Linked DNA regions of Mus musculus: regions 1, 2, 3 and 5 are each linked to region 4. A link is a loop called in an ENCODE intact Hi-C map of the cell type or tissue named here. Cell type or tissue: heart. All regions are shown on one strand. Region 1 has its middle 100 kb from the start of Gm32737. Region 2 has its middle 430 kb from the start of Mir6343. Region 3 overlaps Gm32622 (a long non-coding RNA gene). Region 4 holds the start of Gm32622 (a long non-coding RNA gene). Region 5 overlaps Gm32622 (a long non-coding RNA gene).

Region 1 (5,000 bases), 260 kb before region 4:
CTTTATCCACGGATTGTGAACTTGTTCAGGGCAAGGTACCAACTCACAAGTGTTCTGCGTTTGAAGGACAGAACAAAGGTCTCTTGCCCTAGCCCTGGTTGGCCTGCAGCCTATCATTACTCAGCATTAATCCTACTGAGAGAGGCAGGGCAAAGGGGGGCATCTGAAAAATAGTAGAGGGATTGCCCCCTCCCTTTTCCTAAGGCTATGTGTATCTTGGCTATGCGTTTCCTCAAAATGATTCCTTGCCACTCAAAATAGTCAACACAAGAGATATTTCCCATAGATTTGTGTGACTATGGCTCCAAGAGGGCAGACCTCTCCAAACCTGTCTGAACCTTAAGATTCCCTCAGTCAATCTGCTCCCCCTTCTGTATCATTTATACAGTATGAGGAAATGATACTGGTATCCCTATTTGTTTTCTAAATAGTTATGAGACAAAAAACAAAAAATCATTGGGATAAAACTGCCCTAGCCTGGTGATCCACCATTTCATCGTTTCTATCAATCAGAAGTTACAAATGAGTCAAAGACCCAAGAGCTACGGAGCCCACTATCTTAGGTGAATTCAAGGTGTTCAGGGTAGTTGTACTAGGCAGAAAATGAATGATATTGGTTCTAAAATGGTCATCAGGCATCTGTGCTGTACACGGACATTAACCTCATCTTTTACCAGTTCTCCTGAGGTCACTGATGACTGCACTCACGCTCAGAAGTTAAACACTCAGAGTCAACATGTGACGTTCACTCAAGATCAATTCCTCTCTTCCTCATTGTGGTTTTATGATGTCTTGCCATAAGCTATATCTAGTTATATCTCTGTTTTGGCTATCTTTCTGTTGTTGTAATAAAACACTACAGCCAAAAGTCATTTACAGACAGGAGTGTTTATTTGGGCTTATAGTCCTGGAGATGTAAGAAGAGTTCATCATGGCAAACAGTCATGGCAGCCAGTGGCAGGGAAAGCAATCTGAACGATTTCAAACAGGAAGCAGAGAGAATGAAGTTGAAGTGAACCTCAGCTATGAATGCAGGGGTGTCCAGTGATGTATGAGGCGCTTCCAATAAGGCTTCCCACTCTAAAGTTCCATGACCTCCCCTAACAGGACTATCATCCAGGGACCAAGTGTTAAAACACATGAGCCTATGGGAGGAGATGGTGAGTCTGTAAATTAAACAACCACAGCTGCTTATCAAAGGCCATCAATGGGAGTTAGCAGAGGGTTCCAAGGAAGAATTCTAGATATGCAGCTCAAGGTGGCAATCACCTTTTGTCCATACAGAGGTAGGCAGGTAGATAGATAGATAGATAGATAGATAGATAGATAGATAGATAGAGGATAGACAGATAAGATAGGAATCTAAATACAGTTTATTATCATTGAACTTCTCCTTACAACTGCCTGATTAAGAACCTAGAAGCCAAGACCCAGGCTATAATCCCTATGTAGTATAGTCTAAGTTAACTTGGAAATCATACAATGATCTCTTTGATGGGGTCCCCCATTTTAAATCTAGTATAAAAAGTGTATGATCTCAATATCCCTATGCAAGGAATGGAAAAGTTGTTTAAGGACAAAGAAAAAAAAATAAGTAAAAAAAAAAAAAAGTGAGTAATCGGTTCACCATGGACAGGAGGACCTTGGCACATCTCAAAGTAGAGAACAAAATAGCATTGAAGAAAACCAGAATTTTCCACAACTTCAATTGCACTCCATTTTCCAAATGTGTACCTTTTTTAAATGATTAGGTTTTTTAACAATCTAGAATAAAAAGAGCAAAGAGTAAAGAAAATAAATCTCTCCTTATTCAAAATTTGTAATATTGGGACTGGCCAACGAAAACAGGGGATCACTTGGACCCAGCCCTGCACCATAATTAAATTAGAATGTGTTTAAATTCTTAATGGCATGGTATTTTACACAGAGTCTGAAACATACACCTAAACACTCGAGCCATCAGGAGTTATTAACACAAAGTGCCCAATAACTGGAGAAGTACTCCAGTGAGTTATCACTCCTCCCTGGCTAATGAAAGTAGCCCTCCTCTCCAGTGACTCAGCCACACAAACCAAAATTACACTCTGTGTAGCTTGAAAGCTTTCAGAAAGCATTGAGGCAGCTAAAAGGCTGCCTTTTTGCTAGATAATGCAGGCTTGTTTTTACTGAAGTGTGTGTATGTGTGTGTGTGTGTGTGTGTGTGTGTGTGTGTGCGTGTGCGGTATAAGCTTCCTGTCCATTTCTCTGTGTGGAATAAAAAAAAAATTAGTAAATAAATAAAAATGAAAGAACTATTCAGATCTCAATATATCCACACAGCACAACCACAGTTGTATCCATTGTCAGTGGGAAGCCGCTACAGATGTGGTAGATCTGTCGCAGAAAGCTAGGGACTCCAGGTTATTTACTAAGCTTATTTTGATAAGAAGTTAAAGTGTACATGCCAAATAACACTTGATATCAGGCTATAAGAGATGATAGAATTCAAACCAGTGGGCACTGGGCACACATGTGGTTCACAGAAATACTAGCATTCAAATACTCACACACATGAAATAAATTAAATAAACAATTTAAGAAAAGAAAAAAGAAAGAGTGTATGTATTACTGAACATAATCCAAGCTTACCTGTAACCCTAGCATTTAGGAAGAGAAGAAGTTTGAAGATAGTCTGGGCTACATACTGAAATAATGATGGCTGAAGAAAAGATAATGGAAGAAAAGAGTGAGGAGGGCAAGGAAGGGGAGGTTTCAGTGTAAGTAGCAAGCTAACTATGTAATCAAACTTTTATTAAAATTAGGACTGCCTGAACTCCTTAACCAGCAGTATTCACGGGCCCGCACTGGGACTCAGGTTCTTGGCAAGAGTTCCAGTCTCTCCTCTCTAGACATTCTGGCATGGGCCCAAGTTACTTTTGCCAAAGGTGTCTAGCTGATCTCTACCCATTGGGCTAATGCCCCTCCTAATCTCTAGGCCAGGCACTGGAAAGCAATCTTCATAAAAATAGCTGCCAGAAAGTTCGAGAGGCAGAGTGGACACGATTGCTAACACTACAAGAGCAAGTAGCAGCTAGCAGCCTTCTCACTGTGGAGACAATGTGAATTGATCGTATAATCCTCCTATTAGTCAAAGAAACTGGCAGAGTGAAGGTCCTTCACCTAAGGAGTTAAATAAAGTTGGTACCCAAGAAGGAATTAAATGAAATTTTTGAGAGAATAAATAAAAAAGAAACTTGTCAAGATAAGGACTTTTCCATGACCAAATCCAGATCATGCCTAGATTTTGTCCAAAACCACTTTTGGAAGCCCAGTGCAGCCAAGAAACAGGTGGAAGACCATGGGAGTCAGGGCTGGAGTAAGAGGTCAGCAGAGTAGCCACATTGATACAGAAGGAACAGTGTGGCCATGAGCCATGTGTGTTAGGGATTAGCACAGACCTGAGGATATAAAAGCCAACCTGAGAAGCTAGGAACCATAAGATATGGAACAAAGCACTCTGTAAAGGAGCAAGGGACACAGTAGAAATAAGTAAGTCATATGAATGCTGAAATTAAGATCGTGGGTTTAAGGCCCATCTTTGTTGAATGTCTGCATCTTGGAGCTGGGTCAGTAGGTTCCTTAAAAGGCACATGGCTAGTTAGAAGACAGCTGAATTATAAGGGGTGTTATAATAACAGGAAAAATATTAATAACAATCACTGAGTTATTTTTCTATGTTATATATCATTTAGAAGGTTTTATATTATATATCATATATCATACTATATATTATACCATTAAATATTATATATTATAAATTTATATACAATTATATATATTTATACACAATATCATATATGGTTATATAATTTTATATAGTTTATATATTTATATTTTATTTACATTATATAATTTTATATAGTACATATAATTATATAAGATATATGTTAAATGTTATATTTTACATTTTGTATATTACATATAATCGTTATACATTATGTTATAAATTATAGATTATATAACCTATATATATATAAAGAATAGTAATACATATTATTATGTGATCATATTAAGATTAGTAATGTCACTGAGTACTTAATATGTTTAGAACTGTGCTAAGAATTATCATTATTCAATATTATTGGTGTTTGTGTGGGGGTATATACACACGCATATGTACCACGGAGGTCAGAGAACAACTTTCACTGGAGGGTTCCCTCTTTCCACAACTGAATCCTAGAACGGAACTCAGGTCACCAGACTTGTGTAATGAGTTACCTTCTTCCCTGAACCAGCTCACCAACCCTGGGCTTAGAGATCAAAACACATTCATTTAATTTAGTCCTCTAACACCTCTGTAATGTCATCATATACTTGAAAACTCTGTAAGAAGACACAGAACTTTCTCCCCACGGTTATAGACAAGGCTGAAAGGAAAACCCAAAACAGACAATGGTGTACTAAATTTACATGACGATACATCTTAATAACATCAATGATTAACTCAGGAAAGACCACAATATCGAGCTTGAAAAAAAAGTGGGATGAAGGAAGGTGAAGGAAAGAAATGGTCAGAAGGTGGAAACAGGAGGATCAGACCTGATGTGCTCACTGAGCTACCAAACCACAAAAGAGTCCTCACTCCAGTAGTGGAAACCGCAGCTTAGAGAAGCCACACAATGAACCATAGTCCAACCAACACTGTGGCCTCTTTCTGTTTGTCTTGCTTAGGAAAAGCCAAAGACAGCAACTTCAACTATAGTTGGAGGATGATGTCGGAAAGATCAGCAAGGCCTTGTTTCTCTTTGAATCAGCCTAACACCACAGGCTATGGCCAGATCCCAGTGTCTAAAAAGACTTCATCACTACAGAATGTGATTGCAGCTGATGCCAAGAGTCTTTCCTCATTGCAACGATAACTCATTGGAGGTACACCACTTTTTAAGCAGGGTTGGTAGATACATGTGGGCCTTGTTAGCATCGAAGTCTTAACAATCACTTCATCCAAAATCTGCAGGGAC
Region 2 (5,000 bases), 1.0 Mb before region 4:
ATATTAAAAGTGAAGTAACTATGTGATGTTTGCTTTTTAATAATGTTTTTCTCAGAGATCAAGTCATTTAATTTATAAGGATTTAAAAAAAAATTATGCTTTGGTTGTACTCTCCAGGACTTTCCAGAGAATCCCAAATGTGTATACACACAGACACTTATAACCATATTCACCCTGAAAAATTGGCTGCTATAATTACAGGGTGTGACAACTTCTACACACCAGAAGCTGGAGGCACAGGAGGGCAAGAAGTAAATGTTCATGTAGTGGCTGACCAATGTCTCAACACAGACAGATGTCTCTTTTCACTGCCTTTGATTTTCTTGAGGCTCTTTATGGCACAGTTAAGTCCAACACATAGATTTAGTCATCATAGTTTGTTCTCAGTCGAAAGAACATAGTACAGTTGACAACATTCTTTTGGGGCAGAGATGAGCTGTTTCCAATGGGGCTGTGGTACATTCAAATACACAAATGTGTTGGAGAATTGCTGTAGTCATAATGATATGGTTTGAAGGTGAAGTGTCCCTCCTACTCTGCCACAGCTCTTATGCATGAATGTTGTTATGCATGCAGTTGATGGTATTGTTTTGAGACTTGCAGAACCTTTGATAGGAGAAGGCTATTCTAGGAAGAGGGTCACTAAGAATGGGTCCTGAGGTTTATATTTCTTAGTTATGGTTTGAGAAAACCTCTTTCTCCATCTTGATCCTCTGAGATGTGAGGAAGCAGTTGCCCCACATTCCCTTCACTACAGAGACACCCACTGCCAAGGGTAGACTGTACTCCTTCAAACTGTAAGCCACAATAAACTTGTTCTGCCTTAAACTATTTTTTCTCACGTATTTTGTCACAGTGAAGAAAAAGACAAGCTACCATTGAGATATAAACATTATGTCGCTTTTCCAAAACTGCTGTGGCAATTGATACTCAGTGACAGTGTTAGACCACTGCTCACATCCTCATTAGCAGGAGACATTCCTGGTTTAATCTGGCAGGCAAGAGAAAGTTGAGGCAGATAAAAACCTCTTCACAAATTCAACTCCAAACTTGTCTAAAAGAAAACATCTCCCTAAAGCTGAGAGAAAGTTGCTCAAACAGCACAAACGGGAGCAGCCAAGATGCCTAAGAGAAGAGAGAAGGGAATAAATGTAGGCTTTCCATTTGTAGCAAAGTATTTCCCCCCCCCCCCCCAGGAGGATTCTTGGTGTGGGCATCAGGCCAAGAATCCAGGATCTGCTTGGGGAAAAAGGCAGGGAAGAGGCAAATGAGAGACTTCACAGTTCTGTAACACCAGAAAAACAAAAGTGAAGACGTAAAGACTCCAGCACAAACCGATATATCTATCAACACATTTTACAGGCTCTGAGGCTCTCTCGAATAAGCAGCAGGGAAGCCGATGAAAACATGTAGACCAGAATTGCCTCAGTTCCAGGCTGTTGTGTGGACTTCCGTTAGAGGGCAGGACCCTTCAAGGACTTGGATCCTTCTGAACAGCACTGGCCTCAATTCCAAGAGTCTGTTCAAAGAACAGAGAAGGACCAGAAACACATAGAGATATCATTTTGCAAAGATTGTGCCAACTATACACAATTGGAAAAAAGTGTACAGTCTACATGGTTTTTCTCCCCAGAAAAGTAAGAACTCAGTCTAAATAGGATGCTCTCGGGGTTAAAGAGATGGTTCAGGAGGTAGAGTATAAATAATAAGACCAAAGATTGAATTCCCCAAACTCATGTAAGTGCTGAGTTAGGTATGGTCAGCTGCCTGTAATTTCAGCCTTGGAAGGGAGACAATTGGAATCTCCTAGGAAAGTAGGTTATCAAGGCTTTCTATATAGGCAAACTCGGGATTTACTTGAAAGACACTGCCTCAAAGAATAAGGTTGAAGAGCCATGAAGGAAGACCTCCTATATCAGCCTAAGCCTCTGTATACGTGTGTACTCATGTACATACATACCCGTTTACACATATGTGAGCATGTGTACATACACTTGCATGAAAACAGAAAATATAATCTCCTATTGATGCCAGTAAAAATCTTTATCTGCTAACTAAAAGATCTTTGTCTTTAGATCTTTGTCTTTTTTTATTGTCTCTGCCCACCCCCCCTTTGCAGAACTCAATGATTTCATTTGATTATTGAGCACCAGTCTTCAAACTGTTAAACTTTGTACTCATCATTTTCCTTCGAGTCATTAATAGAGTGTGGATGACTTCCTCCATGCAGGTGAGATTCATCCCCGGTGCTGGCACACAGTCCACCTTCAGAGAGTTTGCTGCCCCTTTAAATCTTGCTCTCCTTCTATTTTCTCTCTGATTCCTAGAGTGCAGCTTTGCCAAGGACCCAGACAAACTAAAAAGGCTGGAGTGTTTACAAATGACCTCTTTCTCCTTGGCAGCCCTGAATTCCGATTTCTGTTTACTCAGTGTTGTGAGATTGCCAGATCTCACTTCTCTGTTCAGCTGCAGTTTACTGAGCTTCTTAACCTCTGACATTGCTCAATGAAGAATTGGCCCATGCCTAAGGTGCATTACCAGAGAATGCCAGGCTTCCTTCTCTGTGCCTCTTTATTTTAAACGACCTTGGTCTCTTAAGTCCTTGATTCCTCGTTGGCCTGAACCCCAGCTCTTGTCTGCATAGTCTCCTGGTGGTGCCAAGACTGCTGCCTTCCCTGCCCTCTGGCAGACACTTTCTCCCTGGCTTTGCAAACTCTCAATCAGACAAAAACAAACACAAGTCCCAGGAGGAAAGGAAGACAGAGAAGTTGAGTTCCTCATGAGGATGGAGCTATTTCCCAAGGACCTTAACTCTCAAATGTGGTTAACCTGTGCAACATCCCAGTGTTTTCATGGAATTATACTTGTATATGTTTTTTATGTTCAAGCTAATTCTTGGTGCTACTCTTATTCTCATATAAGCATGCTAATCATTGCCCCAAATCATATTTATGATTCACTAACCCTGAGTTGAAAGATATTGTTTCCATTTTACAAGTGAGTTAAAAGATTTAATGAAGATAGACATTTTACAGGGGTCACATGGGTAGCAAAGGGTGGGTAGCAAGTCATGAGTTCTGATTTCAGGTTCAAGCCTCTTTACCACATCATGTGACTCCAGGATCATTTGGCCAGTTGGTGAGAAATGTATAAAAGAACGGGCTACTTTGAATGAATTTTCTAGAATATACTGGCATATGTATCTACTTAAATAGATAAACATATACTTATATGTTACATTGCTAGATTAATGTTTCTTCTGGTTTGGCTCTCACACAAAAGAAAATAACCATTGGAGAAACACATTTCCAAGTGAGTTAGTCTTCATATTAATTTGAACATTAAAAAAAAAAAACCAGCCCATTTTCATGAGAGCCTAAAATTTGGAAATCTATATGTATGTGTACACATATTTTACAAATGGATTATTTCCATTTAATTTTAACAGGCTTTAATATTTGAAATAACATAAGAAGTAACATTGATCATCACTTATCAGATCATGTATATTTGGCTTGCACTAGGCTTTAAGGGGGATATTATATATATTTTTTTCATTTCATGAAGAAAGAAGACAGAGTTTAATGATACATTTTAAAATCCAACCAAGTGTACACACAATATTGTTAAATATAGATCTAAACCATAGAACTGAAGCCTGAGCTCATGTAGTTAAATATCCCATGGCACACTCCCTTCCTGTTCTCTTCTTTCTTGTTCTTTCTCCCCCTATCATCATTAATGGAGAAAGAACATGCTAATGGTTGCTGGCATGGATACAGAAAAGTGAGGGAAGCTTCCAATCTACTTGGTAAGAAAGAAAACTGACATGAGAAATAGTGCACCACAAAGTGTCCTTACGGTTTGAGTGACACAGATAAAAGACACAGGAACCCAGAGGACAGAGAAAGAGCGGTGCCCCTGTTGCTGCTGCTGACTGCATGGTAAAAGACTCTTCATGTATGAATCAAAAGGCAGAACCTAGAACTTGGTTAGCAAGGGACAGAGGGTCCAAGACACAAGGACTGCAGGGACAAGAATGTACATTGAATGTCAAGGCATCAAGAGCACCATTCCTATTTCTCCTATAAAGGTTTAGTATTGCTAGAAACTTCTATTCAGTATTACTTAAAAAAAAAAAAAACCCACAACACAGAATTATTTCTATCATGACCTTTGAATAGAATAACCAAAGAACTCCCTACAATCCCAGTAATGTTCACCTCTCTGGTTTTCATTATTGCTTGTCTAGTGATTTGTTTAAGTCTTCAATAATTCTAATAAATGCCACTTTCCTTCAAATTGAGAAGGCCTTGACATATTCTCAGCAATATCTGCAAAGATAGTTTATACATCCCACCTGCTCATCTGCAGTTTTTGATAGAGTAAATTTTGGTTTAGCTACAGAGAGAAAAAGAAGTCCAAAGAGACCCTTACTGTGCACACAGAGGCTGAATTGCTTCTGACAATGGGCATCTTAGGTACAGCCTCTGTGGCCATCAGCCCGGAGCCCAGCAGCCCACCAGCTCTTGGTCAGTAACTGCAGATTCATTTGCTTTTGTTTCTACTTCTGACCCAAGACCACTGCGGAAAGCCAAACACACTCCCAAATCCAACCACTTGAGATTCTGTTTCTCTGGAAAGGGCTCATCTAACTTCCAGTGTAGATAGTCCCCATTCAGAATTGAATCATGTTTTTTCTCTTTAGGGTTGGTGATCTGAGTGTTATTGTGGCAAAGCACCAAAGTTATAAAGAGGAAAGGTTATTTGGGGTCTTGGTTTTAATGGTCTCAGTCTGTGATAGTTAGGATGAGAATAGCCCCCCAAAGCTCATGTATTTGAATGCTTGGTTAATGGATGCTTAGGAAAGATTAGAAGGAGTGACCTTAGTCGTGCCTGGTGGCACACGCCTTTAATCCCAGCACTTGGGAGGCAGAGGCAGGCGGATTTCTGAATTGGAGGCCAGCCTGGTCTACAAAGTGAGTTCCAGGATAGCCAGG
Region 3 (5,000 bases), 72 kb before region 4:
AGAGAGAGAGAGAGAGAGAGAGAGAGAAGAGACTCAGGATGGTCAGCCACTGTGACTATGAGTAAGGCAGGAGCTTTCTACACTCCCAATGCTAGAATCCACCTTTAAACATTGCCAGCTGCCCTCCCAGCAAGGGTCACCTTCCCAACTTCCTCGCATCTGTCAGTAACTCTGCCAGTGTCTGAAGCAAGAAATCAGTCATCATTGGCCACTCTCTGGCCTTCAACCCCCATGTGCAATCTGTGACCAAGCCCTGTCATCTCCACTCACAAGCCTCTCCATTCACCTTCTCTTTCACAAGGGAGGAAGATTTTTAGCATAAGCAAGCAAAAGGCTGCTGGGCAGATACATTGCTCAGCATCTGCCCCCTAACCCAAGCTTCCATCAGCCCCTAGCACAATCCGACCCGGCCTGTTCTGAGCAGGCGAGTCCTGGAGACTGGATGCACCCTGAAGGTGCACAGGAGGAAGTAACTTTACACCTCAACAATGTGACTTCAAACTTCAAACCTCCAGACCCATAGGAGAATAACTTCCCGGTGTTCCGGTCACCTGAGTTTATTACAGCAGCCACAGAAAACTAATATGAGAACAGAGAATTATCTAGATAATTAGCAGCTCATCTGAAATAGGTTGCCCTGCTGCTGCTGTAAGCTTGCAAATGTAAACCAACTTCCTATTTATGTTAGTTCTCTTCTTTACATTGGATATGCATGACTATGCAACCGCCTGGTGTTATTTGTTATAATGATGGTCATTACTGTCACCATTTTTAACCACTGTCTATAAGATGCGTCAAGCACCTCAGGCTCTCCTGACATTATCAACTGAACCCTTTGAAGATGTTGAGTTGTAAGAAAGGGTAACCTGGAAGTAAATTCATCTTCTTTCTCTCAGTATTTACAGTTCTTCCCAACAAAAGCATCAAATCCTACTTTTCTACACAGTTTTTTTTTTTTTCATGACACAACAGCTGAAGGACGCAGCCAGCCTCCAGTTCTACACTTTGCTGATGAACTTCCTGTTCTTGTACTCTGTCCACACTGAGGAAACACCCGGGCTTCTCCCCAGCTTGGTCACAAAACCACATGCGACTTGGATGTCTTCACTTGTTTGGTTTGGCTTGGTTTTATATTGGCCTCCAAGCCACAACTGTCTGACCCCAACCTCTCAAATGTTGAGACTTTTTTTTTTTTTTTAAGATAAGGTATCATTGTTAGGGTTTTGGCAGTGGAAGAGTACCTTGGCAAATCAATTGGGACCAAGGATTGCCTCAGAGGTGACATCACACAACAGATCTCACACAAGAGAATGAGGAGAAAGTGAAAGGTAACCTCTTGGTAGGGGACAAGCAGGAGACAGAGACTGAGAGACAGAGAGTGAGCTGTAATGGCAAGAACCATTTAAAGGGTGTGCATGTTGCATTTGGCAAATGGGGATGGTGTGGCCGCTGCTGCTGAGGTCCTGAAGTCTGGTTGTGGGCAGGCAGATCCTAACAGTTATTTAGTCCATAGTGAATTTCCTCAAATTCACTATGTCAAGCAAAACCTTGAATGTCTGATCCCCCTCTCTCTACCACCCAAATGCCAGAATCACAGGCAAGTATCACTGTGCCCAGTTTACGAAGTGTTGGGGATTGAATACAGGGCTTTGCATAGCTGGGGCAAGCACTGTACAAACTGGGCTGACCAGCCTTGGAGTCTTCATTCTTAGTTCAGTGCAACTAGTAATTTTCTTTCCTAGGCTCCTTTCCCAAAAAACTACCTTAAGAGACAACTGAGAAAGAGCACCCACCGCATTCTTTATGTTCCCTGGCCATTTCTGAAAATAGCACTGTTCTGACAGGAAATGACAAACAGATGCCCCTTGACCCACCATGACCCCAAAGTGTCTGATCATAAGGTCAGCACGTGGCTTGTTCATTTGGGAACAGCCAAAGCCCGGGCTTCTTAATTTAGAGTGTCATATGTCACAGCTGTGATAGATTAGGGACATCCTTTCAAAAGAGGCCTTTTGGCTGTTGCTGGGGCCATTGCTCTTATCATGCCTGAAGGCAGGCAGGAGGGAAAATGCAAACTAGTTAAGAGAGCTGGGTAAGAATCAGAGTGTCCCTCATGATTAAGTGACAGTAGGAGGCTGCATCACCACCGAGGATCCCACCATGCTCCGGGCAATCCCCCATAGCAAGGACCAATTCAGACACCAAGGAGAACCCTCCACCAGGGTAAGCTTCAAGCCAATTTAGGATGAAGACTTCTCTGCTAGAAGACTGACAAATTCTTAGGAAGAATATTCTGAGTAATTCCAGCAGTTAGAGGCATTTCAATGCAAAGCAAATTTATTAGAAGAAGCATTCGGTTTCCTCAAAGGAGAACACTCAGGAGGGACCATCCATTCCCCATCTCCGCTCACACTGTTGACTTCCAAACTTGGATCGTGTGCTCAGCCCTCTGAGCTTACGATAGCATTGTTCCGAGGCTGTGGGTTTTCTTTTTTTCTTCTAGAAGCCGTTAAATCTTTTCTCCAAATGAAAGTGTGATTATGTGAAATCTAATATTAACAAAAAATTTGCAGAGCTGTAGGTGCCATGTGCAGAAAGAATAGAAAGGGGGCTGGGGAGAAGGCTGGATTGCTGAGTGAGATACTTGCCACACAAGCCTGAGGACCTGAGTTCGATTCCCATCACCCATGGAAAAAGCCAGGTATGGTGGTATAAATTTATAATCCCAGAACTGGGGGCCTGGAGACAGGAGGATTCCTGGGGCTCACTGGTCAGCTAGTCTAGTCAAATCAGCAAGCCCCAGGACCCAGCGAGACATACTGCCTCATAAAACATGTGGACTCAAGTTTGACCACCTCTGCCTACACACACACACATTCATACACATATACACACACGCACACATTCACACATATATACATATACACACACACATTCATACACATATACACACATTCATACATATATACATATACACACATTCATATACATATACACATACACACATACACACACACATATTCATACACACACACACACACACACACACACACACATACAAATGAATTCAATTAAGAAGGGCAGACAGGATGGGCTGACTCCTTCACAGAGGAGAGTCAACGTGCTGCTGTACTTCTGCACTTAAGTCAAGGTAGCCCAAGTGTGACCTTCTGATTCCAGAACATCTCTTAGAAATGGGTTCCCTGTGTCAACTTAGTCCCCAGGTTCCAGGGAATAACTGCTTTAACTGTCTTTCCTTGATGAATTCTGTTCTAACTAATTAGAAGATCAGTTATGTGAACAACATGCAAGTATAATTTATAAGCAGAGAAGTAACCACAACGCAGGCAGATTTTTTAAAATCTCTCATTTCAGCAGGCCTTAGGCACTCCGCTGCCCTCCTGACACCCACCTTCAGTGTGCTGAAAATAATGCATGCTTATAAAGCAAAAATTAGAAACTTTGATTCTAATTTGCTACTCAGAGCCTAGAAAATTCAATGGCTTAAGGCCAAGATCGCATTCTACGCTCCTAATTGTATACAACACTCATCTTTCTTGCAAATAGTCAGAAGTTACGCTGGCTAAAACCATGTACATAAAATTGCAAAAAGCATTTGGATTAAGATTCCAAAGCATCAATAAAGGAATTTGTGTCTCACTATATTAGGGCCTGCTAGAACCAAATGCCGAACACTGCTAAACAACTGGAATGTATTGCTGAAGATCCCAGAGAATGGGGAGTTCAAGATTAAGGCAGGGACAGATATGGTGTCTGACTGGAACTTGTGTGTGTGTGTGTGTGTGTGTGTGTGTGTGTGTGTGTGTGTGTGTTGTTGTTGTTGTTGTTGTTGTGGTGGTGGTGGTGGTGGTGGTGGTGGTGGTAGTGTACATGTGTATGCATGCATGTAGAAGTCAGGAGTAACCACAGGGTGTCATCCCTCAGGCACCACACACATTGTAAGTGAAACGGGGTCTCGCACTGGCCTGATACTCATTAAGCTGGCCAGACTGGCAGGCCTGCAAGCCCCAGCAATTTTCCTATATGGAACTCCCCAACATGGGGATTATACATGGGTGTCACCAATGTTTGGCTTTTTTCTTTTTTCTTTTTGCATGGGTTCCGGGGACCCTGTGCAAGTCCTTGCATGGCAAAGCAAGCAATTTACTAACTGACTCATCTCCCCAGCCCCACACTTGGTGTTTCCAGGCTGGATCCTTACTTACCTCAGAGCATCAATAAGAGCATCAATCCTGCTGGGGAGGGCTTTGCCCTCATGACCCAATAACTTCCTAGAGGCCCTACCTGTTTATATTACTACACTTGGGATTAGATTTTAACATATGAATCTGGGGAGGGGCATAAGTATCCAATCCATCGAAAATGCACACAGGAAAGCACTTCCTAATACAGCAGAGAACAGCTAAACTGGCACTATTATCCTAGAAAGTTCTTTTCAAAGCTACCTTCTATCAGGAAAATGCAAATCAAAACAACCCTGAGATTCCACCTCACACCAGTCAAAATGGCTAAAATCAAAACCTCAGGTGACAGCAGATGCTGGCAAGGATGTGGAGAAAGAGGAACACTCCTCCATTGCTGGTGGGACTGCAAGCTGGTACAACCACTCTGGACATCAGTTTGGTGGTTCCTCAGAAAATTGGACATAGTACTACGGGAGGATCCAGCAATACCACTCCTGGGCATATTCCCAAAAGGTGCTCCAACATATAACAAAAACACATGCTCCACTATGTTCATAGCAGCCCTATTTATAATAGCCAGAAGCTAAAAACAACCCAGATGTCCTTCCACAGAGGAATGGATACAAAAAATGTGGTACATTTATACAGTGGAGTACTATTCAGCTATTAAAAATGATGAATTCATGAAATTCTCAGGCAAATGGAAGGACCTAGAAAATATCATCCTGAGTGAGGTAACTCAGTCTCACACACACACACACACACACACACACACACACACACACAAACACATAT
Region 4 (5,000 bases):
CGTGTGTTCGTGTGTGCGTGCGTGCGTGCGTGCATATGTTCAACCTCAGCCCTACCATTTTGACCCTGTGAGTAATTGAGCTCCATGGCTTGACCCCAATAGCATCTTAATGATCCTGTAACCAAAATTTAGCCATCAGTACACCAAAATGAGTGTTGGTTCCTGGGTATGGTGCGCATGCGCATGTGTATTTACTTAACTCCTTATTCTCCCTTTCCCTCTCCTCACGAGTGCTGTTCCTTTGTGTGTCTGTCCCCCTTGCTCCTGTGGGCCTCCCTCTGTAGAGCCCTCATGCTCTCCCCAGTCCATACCGTTCTCTCTGTGGTTTTCCTCATGACCTTGTGTCCCATTTGCCCATTTGTTCCTTGGTGTTTCTCTGCTCCCTTCTTCACTCTTACCGTCCACTTTCTGTCTCCTTCCCCAACTCCTTTTCTGAACTTCTCTTTCTCTGGACCTAATCAAAATGAAGATAATTTCATAAATAGTAGAAAACAAATTAAGAGGATTTAATGTGCTTACCAGGATATCAAGAACTTTAAGTGAATTGTTGGGATTATTTAAGAAATACGTATTTTCAAAAATAATTAATATTGCTATGATTCCATTCAAATTCTTGTATTTGCAATTTCCTTAGAACAAATGGGCAAGGCCAAACTTTTCTGCACTTTAAATCATGAGGTCATATGCACCTGCAGCACTGAGACTATTGTCTGACTTTGGGCCTGCTGGAAGGACACTTCTTGAGTGACAACAGTCATTGAGGCAGACTCAGTTTCAGATCATCCCACCATGCTCCTGTCCAATGAGCCTTGGGGTACCAAAAGCTCCAAAATGCTATCTCTACAAAACCCAAGTGCCCAGATTCCCTGGGCAGCACAGCAATCCAAGACATGCTTGGACTCTTCTTATCGTCCTTCTTAAATTGAAAGTGAATAGAAAGAGACTCTGACCCCAGGACATCTGAATCTCAGCTTTTTTTTATAATACCTACCACCACTGTTTGTTCATTTCCCCAGATTTCTTTCTCCCAGAACATAGCACCTCATCCATGTACACACACATTCACATATACATATGAATGTATTCATACACATGTACCCATGCATACATACAATATATTCATTCATACACATGCATGCACTCACACACATACATATCCATTCATGTAGTTATACATACATTTCATACACACACATATACTCATACATGCATAGATTCACACATATATGCATTCATTCATGATTCATGCTTACAAATATATATTCATAAATATGCATTTATGAATCTACACATACACTCAGGAACATACACCTTTATTCATGCAAACATACACACACATTCATATAGTATACATATACACACAACATTCATGAACAGGCATGAATACATGCATGAATTCATATATACACATTCATCATGCACTTATGCATACATACGTGCATTCACACATATACACATTTGTGCACACACATGTATATACTCATAAACACATATATGCATTTACACAGACATTCATTCATGCACTCATATATAAATACATGCAATCATGAACACCCATATTTATTTGTGCACACATGCCCACATACCTGTATTTGTACACACACTCATTTGTACACTCATGCATACACATGTGCATTCATCTATACATATGTATATTCATGAACATATACACACATGTTCCATTTTCTCACTGCACAGTTGGTTTCTTCTTTGATTTCTGTCCTTCTAAGGGTCACAATGGTTGATGCTTAGTAAACGCTGCTGTCTGAATGTCTGTGTCCCCCTAGCATACATGTGTGAAACCTAATTTTCAATATCAAAGCAGTAACAAGTAGGGCCTTTGGAATTTGCTTAGGTCCCTGGGGCCTCCTCTTCAGTGAAGACACCATAGAGAGCTTGCTTTCACCATCCAAGGGTGCCATGCATAAGGAAAAGTCTTTGCCAGAAGCAAATCTGCCTGCCCACTAATTCAAGCAGCATAGTTCCCAGAACTACGAATAATGATTCTGTTGTTTACAAATTATCCACTCTTAGTGTCTTGTTATAGTAACTCAAATGCACTAAGTCCAAAGCTAACTACAGGCCTCCTGTGGCTGGAAAGTACCTGACACTCGGCTCCCATACATCTGACAAGGATACTGCCACTGTCTTTGTGCTCCAGGCAAGGAAACTGAGGCACAGAGACTATGAGCAACCTGTCAACATCCATGCAGCCAGCAGGGAGGAAAGATGATACCCCCCCACACACACACACACATACACAAAGGGAGGCATAGACCACCTCCCACATCACACACACCAGCCTGTCCATGATTAGCAGGTCTGTGTGGTGAGTTCCCTGTCCTCTGCTCCCAGGTGAACACTCACGAAACCCCAGCTAGAACAAGCGTCCCTGAAGATCAAGCGGCTTCGGTGTGCTGAGGGGCAGAGCTCTGAGGTCATTCTGAAGGCGTGCCAGCTTCTTTAAGTACTTAAAGGCAGAAAGAATCACAATCCCCTTGACTTTTTATTTAGAGAATAATCAAGAACCTTTTCCTCCTTCTCTCTCACTGAATACAATTTATCTTTATCAAACCAGAAAAGAATGTAAGTCTGGCTAGAAGTTTCTCACAAAGCCTGACGAGATGAAAGGTGCCATAATAGATTCACAAAGCAGCCAATTTTTTTTTAATCTGTGGAGAGCTGGCTTCATATGATCCTTTCATACGCGTAAAAAGTAAGACATTGTGTTTATGTGGCGCATGCATTTGTCTGCATCACAGAATGGGGGTGGGGGTGGGAGGCGGTGACCAGACACCAGACACCTAGAGCCTTCGCTGTTTGTTTGCTTTTGGTTCTGTCCAGGTGTTTCATAATAGTGGAAAACCTGCTTTTTAAACACCTGGAATTTAGACCAAGTGGCCAATTCAGGCTCAAAGAACTGCATTTGTTATCTGTCCTAAACAGGAGCTCGCCCCATACTTCTTACTCAACTGAAGAAAGGGAACGTTCACATTGTAGTAAGCATGACGATTGACCGTACCTGGCTTTGTGTCAAGCAAAAGTAAGCATCCGCATTGGAAAGGCCTGACCTTGAAAAGCTGGTTAAATGAATGCTGCGCCGGCTGCTGGCTGCAGGGCCAGCCAGGAAGTAGGTCGGCAGAGCTACGGGGCTGGCTTCTGTCACTCCCAGTCTGAGCTTGCACAATTCAGAGAAGGGGAAAATGTTCTCAGATGAGAGAAGCGACTGCGTGCGGTTCTGGGCAGCAGCATGTCATACTGACAAACCATCATCACTACCAAATGACATCACCCAGGAAGGCTGTCCACAGGCAGGAGGCCGAGTTCTGCTTCTTTAATCAGTTACATTCATTTGATTCTTTCAGGGGGGGTCTTACATTTTTATTTATTTGTATCTCTATTTGTGTGGTGCCTGAAGAGGGTTTGGGATCCCCGAGCTAGCTTGAATTGCAAGCAGGTATGAGCTATCCAGTGCGGGATCTGGAAAATGAACTCAAGTTCTCTGGAAGACCAGTAAGATCTCTTAACCACTGAACTTTCTCCAGCCCCTCAGATTGTTCAGTTTATTTGGCAGCAGCTGCTGCTGCTGCTGCTGCTGCTATTCTTGTTGTCGTTGTTCTTGTTCTTGCTCCTTTCAGCTTCCCAGCAGAGAAACAAATGTTACTGTCTGCTTTCTCTGAACCTCGCCACACCGTCACCTCTTCTTACAGGCTGCCTGCCAGGCACTTAATGGTCCTGGCCTGAGTGATAGACAAAATAGACCAATAAAAATCTGCAGATTTTGGACACTTACGATAGAAGGAGCAATCTCTCAGTGATGGATGTGCCTGGCTCAGGAGCGTCCACCCACACACCCACGTCACTGACATGTCATAGGCTATCCAAGGGTAACAGTTCTGCAGTTCCCAGGGCTCACCTACTGTGTGCCACGTCTCCCTTTCCTAATCTGCAAACTAGGGCAATCTATGCACTTACTCTGTGGGGTTCTGCTCTGCATTTAACAAGTAGAAACTGATGAGGCATAAGTTGGGATAATCCAAGAGTTTAATCAAAACAACAAATAAGTAAAGCTACTGACAACGAAGCCTGAACCACGTAGCTAAAGCTCAGGGAATGAAGGAAAAGTACAGAGCCCAGTGGCTGGCAATAGCGGGTACCAGCATCATGCCTGGGCCTACAGAGATACTGGAGTAAGTGTGAGTATCAGTGTTCATGATGTAACCTATGACCCACCACAGCAGGAAGCAGCCTGGGATGCTAACCCTGCATTAATGAACCCAAAGGAATAAATGCATTGATTTCACCCTGCTTCTTGCCTCTGCCTCTCCATATGCCCCATTGGCTGAAGCCAGAAGAATGTAGAGCACAAGGGGGGATCTTTCATATATCCCACATGGGGCACATCCTGGGTACCAAGGAGTAGAGAAGGGAGGAGCAAAAATGGGTGGCATGAAGCACCAACAGTTTGATGAGAAAGAGTTGAATGCTTAGCACAGTGCCTAGGACATACATCCAGTATATGGTAAGAGTACTGCGTAGTGAACCATCAATGGTGTCATATCAAGCTGGCATCTTAGAGGGAACTGAGGCAGAAAAGGACCCCTCGCCTCTGCAGGAGGATCTAGATTCTAATCATTAGAGACCTGCCAACAACTCTAGTGCAAAGGCAAGTGTCCCCCTCCTCCACTCCTTGATTCTGGGGTTTTGCTTCCTATTACATCAGGGGATTATGAGCTGATGCATGTAGGGCCTCTCCAGTTTAAAATGCTGTGCTTCAAGGCTGATGGCCAACATTTGAAGTAATTTCAATTGGTCCCTAATAGTCCCAATTTTGTTATGTTTTTTTCTTGATCCCAAGATAAATGGCTGGATTTGGACAGTACCACAGGGACGTCCCGTGCCCGACTCAGCCATAGCGCCTTTCCAACCCTGTTCCTGGAGTTCTCCCAAACTGACATCACAGTGTCATATCTACTTTGTTCTCAGAGGAAGCAAGGTCA
Region 5 (5,000 bases), 56 kb before region 4:
GTGCAGACAGCATAGTAGCCCTTGTTTCTATATTTAGTTGGAGATGCTGGGAATTGGACCCATGGTTTAAAGCGTGCCCAGCAAACAATGTACCTCTGAGCTGTTTTCCTGGCCTCTGTATTTGGTTTAATTTGAGCCCATTACCCCCACATATTATAATCATTGGAGTCAAAATAGGGATTTTATTTGCAGCTTTGGCTATGACCAGAAGCCAAGGGTGACCAGGCTTAAAACTCCAGCATTTAGGAAGTAGAGGCAGAAAGGTCCCCAGTTGAGGCCAGCCTGGACTACATAATGAGACCCTGTCTCACTGAAACAAGAGGACAAGGCCACATGTGCACAGTATTAAGCACATCAACTGCCCACCCCCACCCCCCCTCAGGGATGCTGCAAGAATTCCAGGGCCAAGTACAGACTGCCCAGTGTCTCCACCCACCTAGATTCTCAATCCAGTTGGCTCAGACTCAACATTCTCTTGACACTAGCAATCTTATGAGTTTTCTTTCTAAGACTCTCAGGTTCTTAAGCTAAATTCAGTACCAGGAATAGTTATGTTCTTGTCAGAAACTCTTCTGGTGGCCAGGTGTTCAGGAACACCTCCACCTCCAGCATGCAGGGGCACAGGGTGTGTCTTTCTTCACAGATGCTCCCCTCAGAGGAAGAAGACAGAAAGGAAGCATTCTATCCCATCATGCCTATGTGCTTGATCTTGCCCCTGCCTTGCAGATTGGCCTACAGACTCTTCTGTGTCTTTGATGATGCTATCCACCTTTACCATGGGGTGGGCAACTCCATCAAAACAGATACATGCTTCTAACCTTGGCATCCAAGCCGTCATCACCAACTCTTGATCCAGAGTCACGTGTATTCCCCCTGACTTTAAGCACACAACTCTCATTCAAATGTTTAGATTTTCACACCCCCCTTCCAAGCCCCCATGCTCAGACCAGTGGTTAAATAGTTCTATCAAGAACAGCAGTTCTCAACCTGTGGGTTGTGTCCCTTTCGTGGGAGCCAAACAACACTTTCACAGATGTCACCTAAGACAATCAGAAAAAAACGTATTTACATTATAATTCATAACAGTAACAAAAGTACAGTTGTAAAGTAGCAACAGAAGTAGTTTGATGGTTGGAGTCACCACAACATGAAGAACTGTATTAAAGGGTAGCAGCACTAGGTAGGTTGAGAGCCAGTGATCTAGAACTTCCCCCAGGGAAACATTTAAGGCCAGAGACAGGGGCTGTATGTGATCACTCTTCTAGTCACCCATAAGCTTGGCGGGAGTTAGACCCAGAGTAGTGCCACTCATGAACAGGACCTGAGGGGGAAGCCCACTGGGGATACAGAGGTGGGCCCTTCCCTTTTTATGTATAGCTATGTTTAGCTGTGTGCTAATAATTCCATAAATTGCCAGATAAATACACGCACTGCCTTTGAATTTGAAAAATATGTATTTCCAAACACATACTCCCACAAATTGATCTTGTTTGATACTGATAGAGATGTTTAGAGTCTTTAAGTGTTGGTTTATTGAGTTGTTTGTCTGGTTGGTTGCTTCTCATGTAGAAATGCTGCATTAGAACGTATGGTCATTTCCCCTTCAGCTGTCGCCTGAGATCTGAGATGGACAGGAAGCTAGGTGGATTGAAACAACACTCCTGGAATCACAGGCTATAATCTAAAAGATGTCAAACTATCATGAAAGAACAAAGGAAATGTTTCTTTTCTTTGTCCCAACCCTGAAGATGGAACTGTCTTCTCCTTTTAAAAAATATTGTTCTAGTCTAATTGAATTCAAGATTCCCGCACTGCCTTGTAACAGCCACGCATAAGCAAATGCTTTAACTGAGCACACACACACACACACACACACACACACACACACACACCCCTATGATCAGATGATGAATTTCATAATTCAGGGCTGGGCTTCCTTCTTCCCCTCTAAGCATACCTGAGTCCTGGAGTTGGTCCTCTTCCCTACATGACCACTGAACTGATGAGAAAAACCTGCCTTGGCAAAAGCTGCTGTTCCACTTCTTAACCATGTCCACTTGCAAATCTGTAGGACTAGACGGAGCCACCAATGAACAGATTTCTTCCCTCTTAAAATAAGGAAACTATTCCAAAGGAGAGGCCTTGTGGGAGCACTTAGAACATTCCAGAAAGTGAAGTCAATCAATAAAGACAAAGTTACTCTCAGTTCTGATCTTCTACCTACCTGCTTTTAACACTGACCTAGCCTGGTTTTTTGTTTGTTTGTTTGTTTGTTTGTTTTTTGTACCTCCCTCTGCCTTTGAAAAGGAGCCATCCTCTGCATCCCCAGATGCCAGGGGTAAAGAAGGGCTTACAAAGGCTGCCCCCACACTCCTGAGCAGACATCTGCTGAGACAGACATTTTCTAGGTCACATGAAGAAGCACTTAATGGGGCTGTGGCTTGCCTGGCCTCCACTAAGTAGCTGCCACCATCTTGTAGGAAGACACACCTCAGTGATCTAGAAGATCCCCCCATGAGCAGGGAACACATCAGCAGGCCTAGAAGCTCTAAGCACTCAAGGGATCAAGGAATCGTTCCTAGTCAGCATCCTTCAATATGTATTCGTCATTTCCCTGCATGGCAAGGTGATGAATCCCAAGTCTTTGGTTAGAATCTCAACTCTGCTCATTTATTGCAATATGGTATTGATATTTCCTTTCTTTTCTTCTTGTTTTAAGTCTCTCTCTCTCTCTCTCTCTCTCTTTCTCTCTCTCTGTATGTCTGTGTATGTATGTATGTACATATGTGACTATATGTGTGTTTTCTAGAAATATTTATAAAATGATTGCAAATATGAAACAATATTATTTATGGCATTTTTTGTTCTAGTTTCATTTCGGTTGCCGTGATAACGCATTCTAACAAAAACGACTGGGGGAGCAGATTTACTTTAGCTCACAATAGCAGTTTAGAGCCTATTATAGCAGGGAAGCCAAGGCAGCAGGAATTTAAAACAGTTAAGAGTTTAAAAACTCTCAGTTCAAGAGTTTAAAAAGAAGTCCCAGGTTGAATCTCTAGCTCCATGTTTCCTACTCATCATCTCCTCGGCAGCTTTGTCATATAACTTCCCCTTCTTGTCTCTTCATCTATGAAGTGAAAGACTTGAAGCAGATCAGCCCCTGCTCCACACCCACAACATCAGCTGGAGTCTAAACTAAACACAGAGATGGAAACTATTCAACTCTTCACATCACAGCTACAGTCAAAAGCAGAAAGAAATGAAAGCACGCAGGCTTGCTAGTGCTCAGCTTACTCTCATTAAACACACTCGAAGACCTAAGCCCAGGGAATGGTGCCACTCATGGTAGACTGGCTCTTCCCACATCAACTAATGTAACCAAGACAATTCCCTACAGGTACACTCCCAAGTCAAACTGATACAGAAAATTCTTCATGGAGATTTTTTTTTTTTAACCAAATGACTGTGTCAAGTTGACAATGAAAGCTACTGATCATATGAGGCATAAAGACATGTCTAAGTTTGAAAGACATTTTAGATCACTCTTAGAAAGTGAAGAACAGATCAAGAGTTTAAAAAGAAGTCCCAGGTTGAATTTCTAGCTCCATATTTCCTACGCATCTCCTAGGCAACTTTGTCAAATAACTTCCCCTTCTTGGACCTGTCTCATCATCTATGAAGTGAAAGACTTGAAGCAGATCAGCTTCACGTGCACAACATCAGCCAGAGTCTAAACTAAACACAGAGATGGAAACTATTCACGCAGAATGTGCATGCTTTTCTAAAAGACTACACTCTAAAATAATAAAGAAGATGAAAAATAAATAAGACATGGTTTATTGATTACGACCCTGTTTCTTCAAACCTAGACATGTCTTCATATTCTGCTTTTCCATTAACAAATAAATTTCAATGCACTGTTTTTAGTACAAGATTTTATATAAATCATTTATAGAGAAAGAGTTTTAAATGATTGCAAACTGCATATGTTCTCAGATCTATGTGTATCTGTGTGCAGATATGCATGGCCACACACACACACACACACACACACACACACACACACACACACACACACACCGGATCACCTATTTGATCCTCATAGATACCAAAGCTCATGGGTGCTTTATGTATATGAAGCAACACCTCCACAAACATTCATTTCCATCATCTTTAAAGCCTCATTCACGAACTACTTAAGAACAAGAATTCTTTAGTAACCAGGAAAGGAAGGCAGGTCATCTGACCTGATCACAACTCTGGGATGTTGACTGCTAGACCTTGACAGTTAAATTGGTCATAAGGTCCAATACTGCACCCACTGGTGTGTTTCAAAATGGAATATTAGACTGGCAGTCCTGCTTTGCTTAGAGGATGCATAAGGCCTTTGCATTAAAACCTTTCTTATAGCCTTCTGTCGTGGTGTACACCATCAGTAAGGCAGAAGGAGCATGGCGATCACAATTTCAAGGCCAACCCAAGCTATAGAGTAAGCTCCTATCTCCAAAAACAATATGCTTTGTACCATATGTGTTTGTTCAGGTGGATAACTGTTAAATTTCATATCCATGAACAATATTCCATAACCCCCGTATACCAGCCATTTGCTCACAATTCTGTTTAAATTTCTTTCTAATTAAGCTGTAGACATAAATTCAACCTTCAACTTGTTATTTTAATAATAATTGTAACAATTAACCCATAAGTGTTTTATCACTAACAATTATTAAATAATAACTTGTATGCTCATTAACATAATAAGTCTTGCTAATTGCATGCTGTCTCACAATGAGATTAACCTATGATCAGACAGAAAGCATAGGATAAAACAGAATCAAAGAATAGCTTTGGAGCCAGCTGGGCAATTGTTCAAAAAGTTTGTCTTCACAGAGGTAGGGGTAGGACTTGGGGAAGTGAGGGAGACACCGTGTTAAATCACAGTATAACAACATCAATTAGAGCAAGAAATGTACTGTAAGTGTTGGTGTCACTTTGAAAAA

The links. Hi-C counts contacts between places; a loop is a spot of excess contacts. Peaks named below come from ENCODE experiments on the same cell type or tissue, not always from the same donor. Only the 100,000 strongest peaks of a DNase experiment are listed, where the experiment ranks them.
Region 1: a loop joins it to region 4, with 1.9 times the contacts of the local background. A loop is called at or near these places in 2 of 42 quality-filtered maps.
Region 2: it touches region 4 in a loop (2.1-fold over the local background); 2 of 42 quality-filtered maps call a loop at or near these places.
Region 3: it touches region 4 in a loop (2.2-fold over the local background); 3 of 42 quality-filtered maps call a loop at or near these places.
Region 5: a loop joins it to region 4, with 2.3 times the contacts of the local background. A loop is called at or near these places in 3 of 42 quality-filtered maps.

The regions. Positions count from the first base shown.
Region 1 is chr1:76,192,945-76,197,944 of GRCm38, reverse strand. No RefSeq gene overlaps it. Among named protein-coding and RNA genes, the nearest start is that of Gm32737, 100 kb to the right of the region's middle. In heart, no CTCF peak of the experiment used is centred here; a DNase peak (open chromatin) is centred at 2,914.
Region 2 is chr1:76,940,436-76,945,435 of GRCm38, reverse strand. No RefSeq gene overlaps it. Among named protein-coding and RNA genes, the nearest start is that of Mir6343, 430 kb to the right of the region's middle. In heart, a CTCF peak has its summit at 2,570; a DNase peak (open chromatin) is centred at 2,605.
Region 3 is chr1:76,006,718-76,011,717 of GRCm38, reverse strand. All of the region lies in intron 4 of Gm32622 (a long non-coding RNA gene), which reads right to left. Among named protein-coding and RNA genes, the nearest start is that of Gm29065, 10 kb to the left of the region's middle. In heart, no CTCF peak of the experiment used is centred here; DNase peaks (open chromatin) are centred at 1,097 and 1,927; H3K27ac peaks cover 188 bases.
Region 4 is chr1:75,934,930-75,939,929 of GRCm38, reverse strand. Gm32622 (a long non-coding RNA gene) reads right to left here and starts at 3,198. Exons shown (of 6, transcript XR_865555.3): 1 at 3,023-3,198; 2 at 312-454. In heart, a CTCF peak has its summit at 3,094; a DNase peak (open chromatin) is centred at 3,159; H3K27ac peaks cover 1,343 bases.
Region 5 is chr1:75,990,438-75,995,437 of GRCm38, reverse strand. All of the region lies in intron 3 of Gm32622 (a long non-coding RNA gene), which reads right to left. Among named protein-coding and RNA genes, the nearest start is that of Gm29065, 26 kb to the left of the region's middle. In heart, no CTCF peak of the experiment used is centred here; no DNase peak of the experiment used is centred here.